Linked DNA regions of Homo sapiens: region 1 is linked to region 2. A link is an interaction called in ENCODE POLR2A ChIA-PET data of the cell type or tissue named here. Cell type or tissue: A673. All regions are shown on one strand. Links, peaks and the distances in the headings refer to the core of each region. The heading gives the core; the rest is flanking DNA. Region 1 has its middle 80 kb from the start of DACT1. Region 2 has its middle 28 kb from the start of DACT1.

Evidence for each region. Peaks named below come from ENCODE experiments on the same cell type or tissue, not always from the same donor. Only the 100,000 strongest peaks of a DNase experiment are listed, where the experiment ranks them.
Region 1: POLR2A ChIA-PET joins it to region 2 with 5 read pairs; 3 of 35 experiments call an interaction of 5 or more read pairs at or near these places.

The regions. Positions count from the first base shown.
Region 1 is chr14:58,715,022-58,720,401 of GRCh38, forward strand. No RefSeq gene overlaps it. Among named protein-coding and RNA genes, the nearest start is that of DACT1, 80 kb to the left of the region's middle. In A673, for the core only: no CTCF peak of the experiment used is centred there; a DNase peak (open chromatin) is centred at 2,430.
Region 2 is chr14:58,662,810-58,668,189 of GRCh38, forward strand. No RefSeq gene overlaps it. Among named protein-coding and RNA genes, the nearest start is that of DACT1, 28 kb to the left of the region's middle. RefSeq lists enhancers at 359-860, 861-1,361. In A673, for the core only: no CTCF peak of the experiment used is centred there; no DNase peak of the experiment used is centred there.

The sequences.
Region 1 (5,380 bases), core at 164-5,163, 52 kb after region 2:
GAAGCCAAGGATAGGAATAGTGCTACATAGAATTGCAATAAAGTCACAGCTTGCTCTCTCCCCACCCTCACCTCTGATATGGGTTATCAGTCCCCCAAGACCCTCCCTGGCCTGGTCTCTGTGGTCAGTGTCTGTTCTGTTGCTGTCCCCATTATTCAAGGTCTCTGTTCAGTGGGCTCTCAGCGTTTGGGTTGTTCAATATAGCCTCTTGTCTGAGACTAGCACCCCAACCCACACTACCCCACTAAATGTTTTGAGAGCTTCTCCTACCTTTACTCTTACAATGTGGTTCCAGTGAAAGCTGCCATGATCTTTTATGAATATGTACAGTGACCTCCACGGCCACAGCTGATTAGCCTAGAGTTGGCATTAAGTCTGGGGCAATCAGACTCCTGCCTTGAGAATTTTGCAAACTAGAGTAAAGAAGAGAGTCAGTCCCTCTCTGGAAGTGCCAGTGGTTGCAAAGCTCAGGGGAGCTCTGGGAGTCTTTATTTCCTGCCATGGGGAGGAAACTTATCTGCAGTGGTGCTGCTGTATTGAGAGAAGCAGAAATGCGGATGAAACCATGATACGTGCTTCTGGTTCCAAGTGCTCCTAAGCAAAGCTGGATCCTTGCCTTTCTCTCACTTTGATCCTTCAACCCTTCCTTGGTTTCTGTGAACTAATAAATTTCTCCTTCAATTCTGCTAGTTAAAATTGCATTTCTGTCACTTGCAGCCCAATGAGCTGCGTCCAACACCCTCCCACCTCTCCCTCTAGCATTTGAATAATACCTATCTTGCACCTCATCTTTTCTATGCCCCAAATATCAACTATCTAACTTGATTAAATAACTAGTTACTCATGGTTTAGAGAAAACAGAGGTCAGTTGCCGCTGGGCTCTGGAAAAACATTCCTGGTTTATTTTATTGATGATTGACCATTAAGGTGGGGATTTTCAGGCTTGGCAGAGGGTTTCAGGCTTGATGAGTCTGGGTACATTGGCTCAAGCCAGTAATCCCAGCACTTTGGGAGGCCAAAGCAGGAGGATCACTTGAGGCCAGGAGTTTGAGACCAGCCTGGGTAACATGAGACCCTGTTTCTACAAAAAAAAAAAAATAATAATAATTATATGGCACATGCCTGTAGTCCTAGCCACTAGAGAGGCTGAGGTAGGAGGATCACCTGAGCCCAGGAGTTCAAGGCTGCAGTGACCTATAGTCAACACCACTGCACTCCAGCCTGGGTGACAGAGAAGACTGGCGATATGTATTAGTTGCATGGAGGCAGCTTAATGGAGCCCTGCCATGCATTAACACCTTCTGCTCTTACAACAGGAGAGCCCTCAAAACTTTGCTGACTAAAGTGTTAAAGAAATATGAACTTGAAAGAGTGACTGTGATATTAATTGTGCTAAACTGTGTAGTTTATATCAGCACAATTTTGTGACATGATCTGGGTCAGACATTAAGGAATTTTATCTGATGGCTTCCTCAGTCTTGCTTTCCTAGTGGAGGGGTATTTTCTCTATTTGAATGTTGTAACCTTTTAGGCTGGCATAATTTTCTGGGAGTAAAAACATTAATGCCTCAAATGAAAGTAGTTCTTAGGAGAAGAGAGTAAGTAGAGATGAGGGAAAAATTTAGAAACTGAAAGAGACAAAAAGAATAGAGGAGTGTGATAAAGGAAATGGAAAAGTGAGGGGAGGAGTGATAAGCAAATATAATGAAGCAGGAAATGGGGTAGAAAGACCAACGAAATTAAAAAGAAATTTAAATGGGAAGCTTGAATCCTCTTCATCTACTTTGGAAAAATGGAGAGCTTCTTATGCTTCCAGAAGAGAAAGATGTCAAACGTGAAAGCAAAGTTCTAGCCTACGATTTCCTGTCCAGCTGGAATGAGTTGTTAGGTGAGGATGAACACCAGCAGTGTTAGCCGAGCAGCATTTCCCGCTTGCTTGCGGTCCAGGTTGGTTCCAGTTTTGCTCTGGACATGATGTTCTGAGCCAAAGTAAGTTCTGTTCAATTTGGGACTGGATCTGGTTTTACCAGGATCCTTTGGTTTGGGAAGATGCTGCCAGCAACAGTCTGGCATCCCAGGTGTCATTCCCTGGCCTCTCCTGGTGGGAATGACTTGAAGACAGGGATTCATGTAGCACACTGGCAAACCTTCTCCTTGACTTAGAACTCTGGGAATGCATGTGCCCATGTCTCTGGAAACACAGCTCCTAATTTGGATTCTTGAGTGAGTGAGCTGAGTACTATCTCCTGAAGATGATATGTCTGTCCTGTAATCTCATTTTTTCCTTTGTTTTTCTTTATTTGCCATCAAGTGTTGGTTAGCTTTTCTTGCATTTTCATTAATGCCTCTGATAGCTTGTAAAATGCAAAGAATCAGCTGATTCATCTGGAAAACAGCTTCATGCTCCCTACACACTGTGGATTCAGCATAAATGCAATTTAATCCTATTACCTCCCAGACAAAGTCAGCCTTTCAGTTCTTTCTAGAAGGGAGGACAAGAACAATATGAGTGTGTTTCAGTAGTTTCAGAATAGTTAGGAGCAAGAATGTTACAAGCCATGGAATATACAAAACCTTTGCCAGCCAATATGTTTGATAGATGATAAATATGTTTGTAAAATAAATCCACACTTGGGCAGGGACCCATTATCAACAGCTGCAAAGCTTAAAGAGGATATCCTGCAGGGCTATCATTCACAAACACAACAACACATAAATAAATACCAGGGTGGTTTCTGATGGACTCTGTCATGACTCAAAGTTCACTTTTTAGAGGAAAAAAAGGTCACCCTGAGAGTTTCATTGCTTCAAGGATGACCTTAGCTATGTTATTTATGGACTAGAATGGATGATATGTCCTTTCTTTCAATATGCAACTTTACTGAGCTGGAAATCAAAAGGAGCAAAGACGGTGGGAAGGAATTGTTTGTTTTGTGTGTTATGATGATAGAACAGCATGAGGATCCCAACTGCTAAAACAGCTGCATCATAAATAACCCATGTAGAACAGATACAATGTGGGTGTGTGTGTGTGGTGAGGGGAAGGGCTTCAGTGGGGGCTGCAGAATGAGTTCGTGAATGAAATGGTTAGTCACACAAGACTTATAAATACTGAAGAGTAACTAAGATTGCTGGCATGTGTTTTTATTAAAGTTCTGAGTTGGAAAGTTAGATTCAAGACTTAATGGTGATGGAATGGCCATTCTTTATTAATTTGGCATTTTAGTAAACCTGCATTTCATTTTATACAGTTCTCTAATTCAGAAACCTGAGCGAGAAATCTTCTCTTTCTCTTGCATCCTGCCTCTCTCCCCCAGTTCAGTCAGTCATCAGGCCTATCAGTTCTACTTCCTAGATAGTTCTTAAGTTTAGCCCCACCTCTTAATCCCCATGGCCAGTTCCCATGGTTTAGGTTATGTAATACATTTTTGACTGAGATTCCACTCCATTCCCACAGCCCTTGTGTCTCCAATCCAACACATCTTCCATGCTGCTCAAGAGATTAAATGCTTGCTCAACATATCTATCTCAGTGTTCCTCATCTCTCCATGCAGGATAAAATTCTGCATCCCTGTGTATAGCATATAAAGTCCAACACAATCAGCCTACTTGTATGCCTCAATTATTGCAACTTCCCACAGCACATCTATAGACAAGTTACTTGCATTTCCTTGAAAAAAATCAAGACTTTTTTTCTGTCCACTGCATTTTTGCATGGTGTTCTCTCGGCTTTGAATGGCCTGTTTACTGTCATTGCAGCCTTTGGCCTGTCAAACTCCTACTTATCCTTCCCAGCTTCCTTCTAAAATCTCTTCTAATTCTCTATGAAGGATTTCTTGATCATCCCTGCAGCGTTGGGGAAGTGTAATGAATGTTTACTAACTTTGCCATTCAGCACCTGCACAACCTTCTTGGGGACACAGTTTTACTTCGATGGTTCCCCTTTCCTATTCTCAGTCCATGTGCTTCCTGTGAGGCTGATTTCATCCCCGGGCCTGAAGGAGTGGAGCATGTAACTAGGTTAGGTTGAGCCAATCTGTGCAGTCCATTCTCTTGGCCACAGCCATGTTTCAGCCATGGACATGTGACTGAAAGTGGGCCAATGAGAGCCAAAAGAAATTCAATTTTGGCATTGGTGTTTGAGGTATTGGGAAGCAGATTTTCTTTTTGTTGGACTGAGGTTTCTGAAGATATAAGCCTGAATTTTCTAGAAATACTTTTGTGAAGTCATGGATTGGAGCTTATCTAGAGGAAGAACTGCTAGAAGGAGGAGCCCAGAGACATTGTGACTGATCCAAGCTCCTTCAATAGGCAAGATTGAACACGGACTTTTCAGTTTTTTTTTTTTTTTTTTAATGGAGTGTCACTCTGTTGCCCAGGCTGGAGTGCAGTGGCATGATCTCAGCTCACTGCAACCTCTGCTGCCCAGGTTCAAGCGATTCTCCTGCCTCAGCTTCCCAAGTAGCTGGGATTACAGGTGCCTGCCACCGTGCCTGGCTAAGTTTTGTATTTTTAGTAGAGACAGGATTTCACCATCTTGGCCAGGCTCGTCTTGAACTCCTGACCTCGTGATCCACCCGCCTTGGCCTCCCAAAGTGCTGGGATTACAGGTGTGAGCCACCATGCCCAGCCTAGACTTTTCAGTTTTATGAGCCCATAAAATACCTTTTTTTTCCCCCTGGTTTGCTTATATCAGGTGGGATTGGGTTGTTTTTATTACTTGAAAACCAAAGAATTCCAGCTTTAACTGTTTTTCTTCCCTCTGCTCCAGGCACCTTTTATATCCTTATATTTTGTTCTTGCCCCACTGTTGACTAATACCTGGTGTTTGGGTAAGGTGGAGAATGTAGGGCTTTCTTGTCTAAGGGAGGCATGGACATCAACTACCAGGGTCATCCTTCAATACTAATGATTGAGCATATTATGTATCTGGCATACAATTTGTATGCCTTGGGGAGAAAGAGGAAAAATGGAGAAGGCAAAAATGGAAGGAAATAGGGCAAGGAGAGAGGTGGTTTCCATACTAAATGGAGAGGGATGCGATTACCGCCGGGTCTTTACTTCTATTCAGATACAAAGAAAAGGAAGGACTGGGCCGGGCGCGGTGGCTCACGCCTGTAATCCCAGTACTTTGGGAGGCCGAGGCGGGTGGATCACGAGGTCAGGAGATCGAGACCAACCTGGCTAACACAGTGAAACCCCGTCTCTACTAAAAACATAGAAAATTAGCCAGGCATGGTGGCAGGCGCCTGTAGTCCCAGCTACTCGGGAGGCTGAGGCAGGAGAATGGCGTGAACCCAGGAGGTGGAGCTTGCAGTGAGCCAAGATAGCACCACTGCACTCCAGCCTGGACGAAAGAGCGAGACTCCATCTCAAAAAA
Region 2 (5,380 bases), core at 147-5,146:
AAAGACTTTTACCACCTTTAAAGAAATCTTTAAAGCCATGTTACTTAGATTTCCCCCTGCAAGCCTCCTGTGGTTCTGCTGTGTTTAATCGGTGGTTCACCAAGGTTGTAGTTTTCTCTATAAGGCTCTTCTATTCTCTTGCAGGGCACAGAGCACTCAAGGGACTCTTGTGGCCAATGGAGGTTTCCCTGAGAGTTGGGAAACTATAGTGCCCCTGTTCTATAACTGCTGTCTCAAAAACAAGTAACATAAAGAAGGGAGGAGTGAAAATTTGGTCCACGTATTTAGAGGCTGAATTTCTTTCTCTTAACTTACTAGTTTAAAAATTATACATAGAGTACACATACATTAAATAATTAGAAAATAAAGTTAAACATAAAGAAAAAATAACCTGTAATCTCCAGAGATGGCCTCTGTTAATATTTTGATGTAAGCTCTTCCAGACCTTTTAGTGCCTTTTTATAAATACATTCACTTAAACATTGATTTAAAAAATACTCTCAAATTGCTGTCTTATAACCTGCATTTTAAATTTAACGATCTAGTGTGAACTTTTTTTGACCAATAAATCTAATCGCGTCATCATTTCAAATGGCTGCATAATATTTTATTGGGAAGATGTCAAGGGCCGATTTCTAGTGGCAGGAAATATGTCTGCAGTACTTCTTTTATCAGGAATTTAGGAGAGCTGCTAACTCACAGGAGCTGAGTGGGAGCAGAAGGCTTGAAAGAAGGTCATCAGAAAAGGTTAGTTGCACAGTTGCCCCAGGCTGAGAGACTGAATCTAATACCTGGACAACTGGTTACTCCCAAAGGAGGCTGTCTGGAGATGTGGCTGTCAGCATGGATGGGTATCTCTCATAGCCTGTGGCTCCCCCAGGAAGCCCAGGTGAGGGCCTCTTTAAAAGCAGATGGCTCTGGAGAAACCACCTCAGGCCAGCAGCTGGTGTTCTGTAAACAGCCCTCATCTGCCAGATGCTTGCCTGTTCTCCAGTTGGTGTTAGAGACTAAGAGCTCTGTCAAAGTGGGTGTAGTTTTAAAACTTCTTTAGCTGCTACATCGTCCCCCAGTAACCTCACCCCTTCACCCCAGCATTGTTCACATTCTGCTACCGATATTTGATTTACATAGAAAGCAATTACTTCATGAGCTGGGTATGTGCAGTGCTTAAGTCTTCTCACTCAGGAGCCTTTAGAAATAAAACTCAGATTAGGTAACAGCTAGGGCAGGATCATTGAGAACATTTTTTAACAGTGACATAATGACTTTCCTCAGTTATTTTCCCATTGTTTGAAAGGAATCATTATCTCTCTGTGAAACCACATTTGACATTGAGGCTTCAGTGAATTTCTGAAAGGCTGGCCCTTCCATCTGAATGGTAAGAGCCTACCTGCCTTCTGATAATGGGCTCTGCACCATCAGGGTACAGAATGGATGCTGGGTGCTTGCAGGCTGCCCTGATGTTATCCATTAAGGGTACATATCTTACAATGTGAGAACTATATCTGATACAGATTTTGCTCCACAAGAATAAACTTATTCTTACTTGAGGATAAATGACTGCAGGGATCATTGGCTTTTAAGTGTCATAATTTTTTATGTCATTATGAAAAAAATGGGGGCTGCAGTAAACCACTTAGTATTATATTTCCATTTTCTGGATAATGGATTAGGTGTAATGTTCCAGCAAAAGTGTGTAGACCTACAGAGGGGAGGCTAGAAATAGAACAGGATACAAAATATGTACAACAAAGTTTCCCAAGAAAGTCAAGTTAGCTTTCCTCTGATATGACCAAATATTAAAATATAAGGTGAATGCTTAGGAGAAGGGTTCATGATTGATGGGGCACTAAATTTTTAAAAAACCTGATTAAGTTCTTAAGGGACCCTAAAATGGGAATTTGGAAAAGGCAAGGGTAGTCAGAATAGCAGAGATTAGGGCTGGATAGTAAACAGTAACCTGGGGAAGTAATTAAAGATAAAAGCAGAAGAATTCAACACGGGAATGCTGAGATGTGAACTTGAGAAAAAAAAGACAGTAAGAAAGGGACATAACAGTGCATATAACCTTTATATAGTGTGGAAATAAGATATTTTAAAATTCTGACTTGGGTTTTCAACTAGGAAAGCAGGAGTTTTACTAGGACTCATACATTCTGAATAAGAAGAAGAGTCAATTTTACGATTTTTGATAAAGGGGAAATGAAAAGCTGCCTCATGTTTCTAGTGGACAATCTTTTTGAGGTAGGTTTCCTGGAAGATATTCCTCCTGTATGAGTAGCTCTCGCTCTCTCTCTCCTTTTTTTTTTTTTTTTTTAGGTGAACTAAGGTCAAAACCACTGGCCATTGGGCTAGGTGTCCAAGGGTGCTGGTGTTCAGAGAAACAAAATACTCTGAGAAGCAAATGGGGAAATAGAGAACCACAAAACACTTTGGGGAAGGTCACACTGGCAAATATTGGCATAGCAAATTGCTTCATAATGTAGGTATTGCTGAAAAATTCAGTGACCCCCAGGGTAAGTTGTGGATTGATTGGCAGGAGTCCAGTGAATAGCTTGTTTTAGGGTTATACATTTGATGTTGTCACTTTATATTTTTCTCAGCCTCCATTTCTATACCTATAAAATAATGGCTTTGGAACAGATGATCATGATTTTAGCAAAGACTGAGGAGTGGCTAGAGCTGTGCTGTTGGGGGTGTTGAGTGTTATTATCTAAGATAATAATGCACCAATCATCTAGGTAGAGCTAGCTAGGAGTACAAAATCTACAGAAGTCATGAAGCTTAAGTGCTGATGGGTCAATGGTGGAAGAGGGAACTTCTAGGACATGGTCTTTGGGCATAGTCAAATGGCCAATGCTTTGGCATTTTGCTTTTAAGGCCTTCTTTCTGCCTGGCTCTGGACCTGAGCCTTGTCAGTCTTATAGCAGCCATGTCTGGGAGCAGCTGTTAAACACAGATATATTTGTGAGAAGTTTGCAAGTATCAAAAAAAAAAAAACAGTGGTGACAACTTAAGCAAAATCAGGGAACTTATTATTAGGAGACAGGAGTGACTTGGGACCTTGGGAACCAACTAGAACCAAAGACCGGAAGCCTGTTGGAACTTTCCATCTCTAGTCTTGGTTCCTGTCTGTGTCTCTGCCAGATCTGTTAGGCATAACCTTATTCTAGTCAGCACTATCAGAACACAGTTGGAATACAGTATCCAGGCCCGGTCATCACATCCTGAAGGGAAACATGAAGGCTGTTTAAAGGAGAGCCATAGAATGACTAAAGACCTAAAAAAGAAAAAAAAAATTATGTCAGAGAGGAGATGCTAGAGGCCTGGAGATAATTCATTGAGAAAAGTCTGCTATTGGTGCATAAAACGGTCTTAATTAGATGATGGATTATTAGTGTAAGAAGATGATGACCAACTGTTCTTTGTTTTCACTAAGGATAAACTCACAGAAAAAGTGAGTCAGGCTAGATGAAAGTAAAGAGGTGATGGCAGTGGTGACTGTGGCATTATGATGGCTTTCAGGAGAAAGCTGAGGCTTCTCCTGCAACCACTTGACAGACAGGTAACTTGTGTCTCTCTGGAATGATGTCCATTCTGTCTTCAGGCAGGAGGATGGCCTGGAAGGGCCTATCAACCCTTCTTAATTTGGGGGGCAGGTATTTGGTTGGGTCATAGCAGCTCTTAATTTTTTCTGGTGAAGCAGTGTTTGAAGGGGCTTCTTAGGCTCTTTGGTGTTTTCTCAGGCTTATATCGTACTATATTGTACCATTAAGTAACTTTCTACCTTTCTGGCCCCTCATCTCAAGTTTCAGTGTCTAGCTGACAAAGTGCATTCATATTTTATTTGCAGGTTTGGAACATATTTGTTGCTGGTTATTTAGAAAATTATTAAATCTGATGTTCATGTTGTTTTTTGCTTTCAAGGCATCCAGTGGCCATTTGAGAGAAATGAGACTGAAATGCTTATTTATTTTGCTTTCAATTGCATGATTTGACTTTTCAAATAAAAATAATTAACATATCCTCTCCAATTACAAAAGAAAAATAATCCCTCCTCCTCCTCCTTAATTGCTTTAAACTCAACATTTACCTCATTTAGATACATGTGACTCAAGTACTGAAAGCTGCTCAGCTCATAATGTGAGGGGGGAGGGAAGAGTAACATTTTGTAATGAAATCCTCAAAAGTAGCTCTAAATGTTGGCTGCCTTATGTCTTAAATGACATACTTCATATGATAGAAAAAAGTCAATGAAAAGTTTGATCTGGTATTTATTAGGTAAAAATGGCTTCAGATGTTTCCCAGCTAAATAGACCATGGCAGAAAAATTATAATGAAAGAGCAGAAGAGTTGCTATGGGTGTTTATTCCCTAGAAAGCCATTAGAATAAAAGTCACCCTCACTTTTTGCTGGCCTCTCTCTGGTGCATTAATGTCACTCTCAAGTCCCTCTCTGAGATGGTGGTGTTTCTGACCAGCCAGAAGTAGTTTTAGTGATGAACAGATTATTTTCTGAAAAAAATGAGGTTGTCACTAAAAATAAGGCCTCTGAATAAAAGAAACTACTTGTATCTGATAATGACACACACATTTTGACACCTATACACTGTTTTGCTTCCAGATAGATGTCCATTTAAGTCACCCTATAATGCCTTCCCCCACATACTACTGATTTTCCCATTATATTTCCTAATGATGGAAATTTCTTATCTAAAGTTATTATGGCCCCAATTGTTACACTCAGTATGGTTTTGTTTTATTTTTGTATATTAGGTTTGGGTGAAATTATAAAGAATTTGGGTTCAGAACTGTGCTCGCCTTCTGGAGTACCTATCACTCAGGTGAGAGGTACCTTTGGAGAGGGTGTGCTGCCTAAAGCCACACACCACTGAGTAAGATGACAGTGGACAGGTGAGGCTCGAGGGGCCTGGGCTACTGGGAAGGGCTTGTGCATCCAGGAGCCAGGTGGGTGTGGTGGGAATGGGAATGGGGAGTAGAGGTGTCTCCTCTGTGAGGGCGGGCAGGCAGTGAAAGGCCAGAAAAACACCCAGAGAGCACAAGTCAGACCTTCTTTTTTGGAGGAACCACTGAGATGATTGTTGGGGACCTGACTGCATCCAGAGCTGTGTCTACCCTATGAACCTTCACTTCCACTGACCCTGAAGTCCTTTAGAAATGTTGGCACTCTCATTAGACGGGCTGTTTCATCCTGATTTCACATTCTCCCCATGTGCTAGTCTTGAAACCATTAGGTTTCTCCTGTTTTTCTTATGATAACGTTGCTTGACTAGACAGTGTCGTTTTAGCCAATAGCCCAAGGCAAAAGCTGAGTGCCAGGCTTTCTGTTTATCCAGCCTTGCAACCCTCGGGTGCAGGCA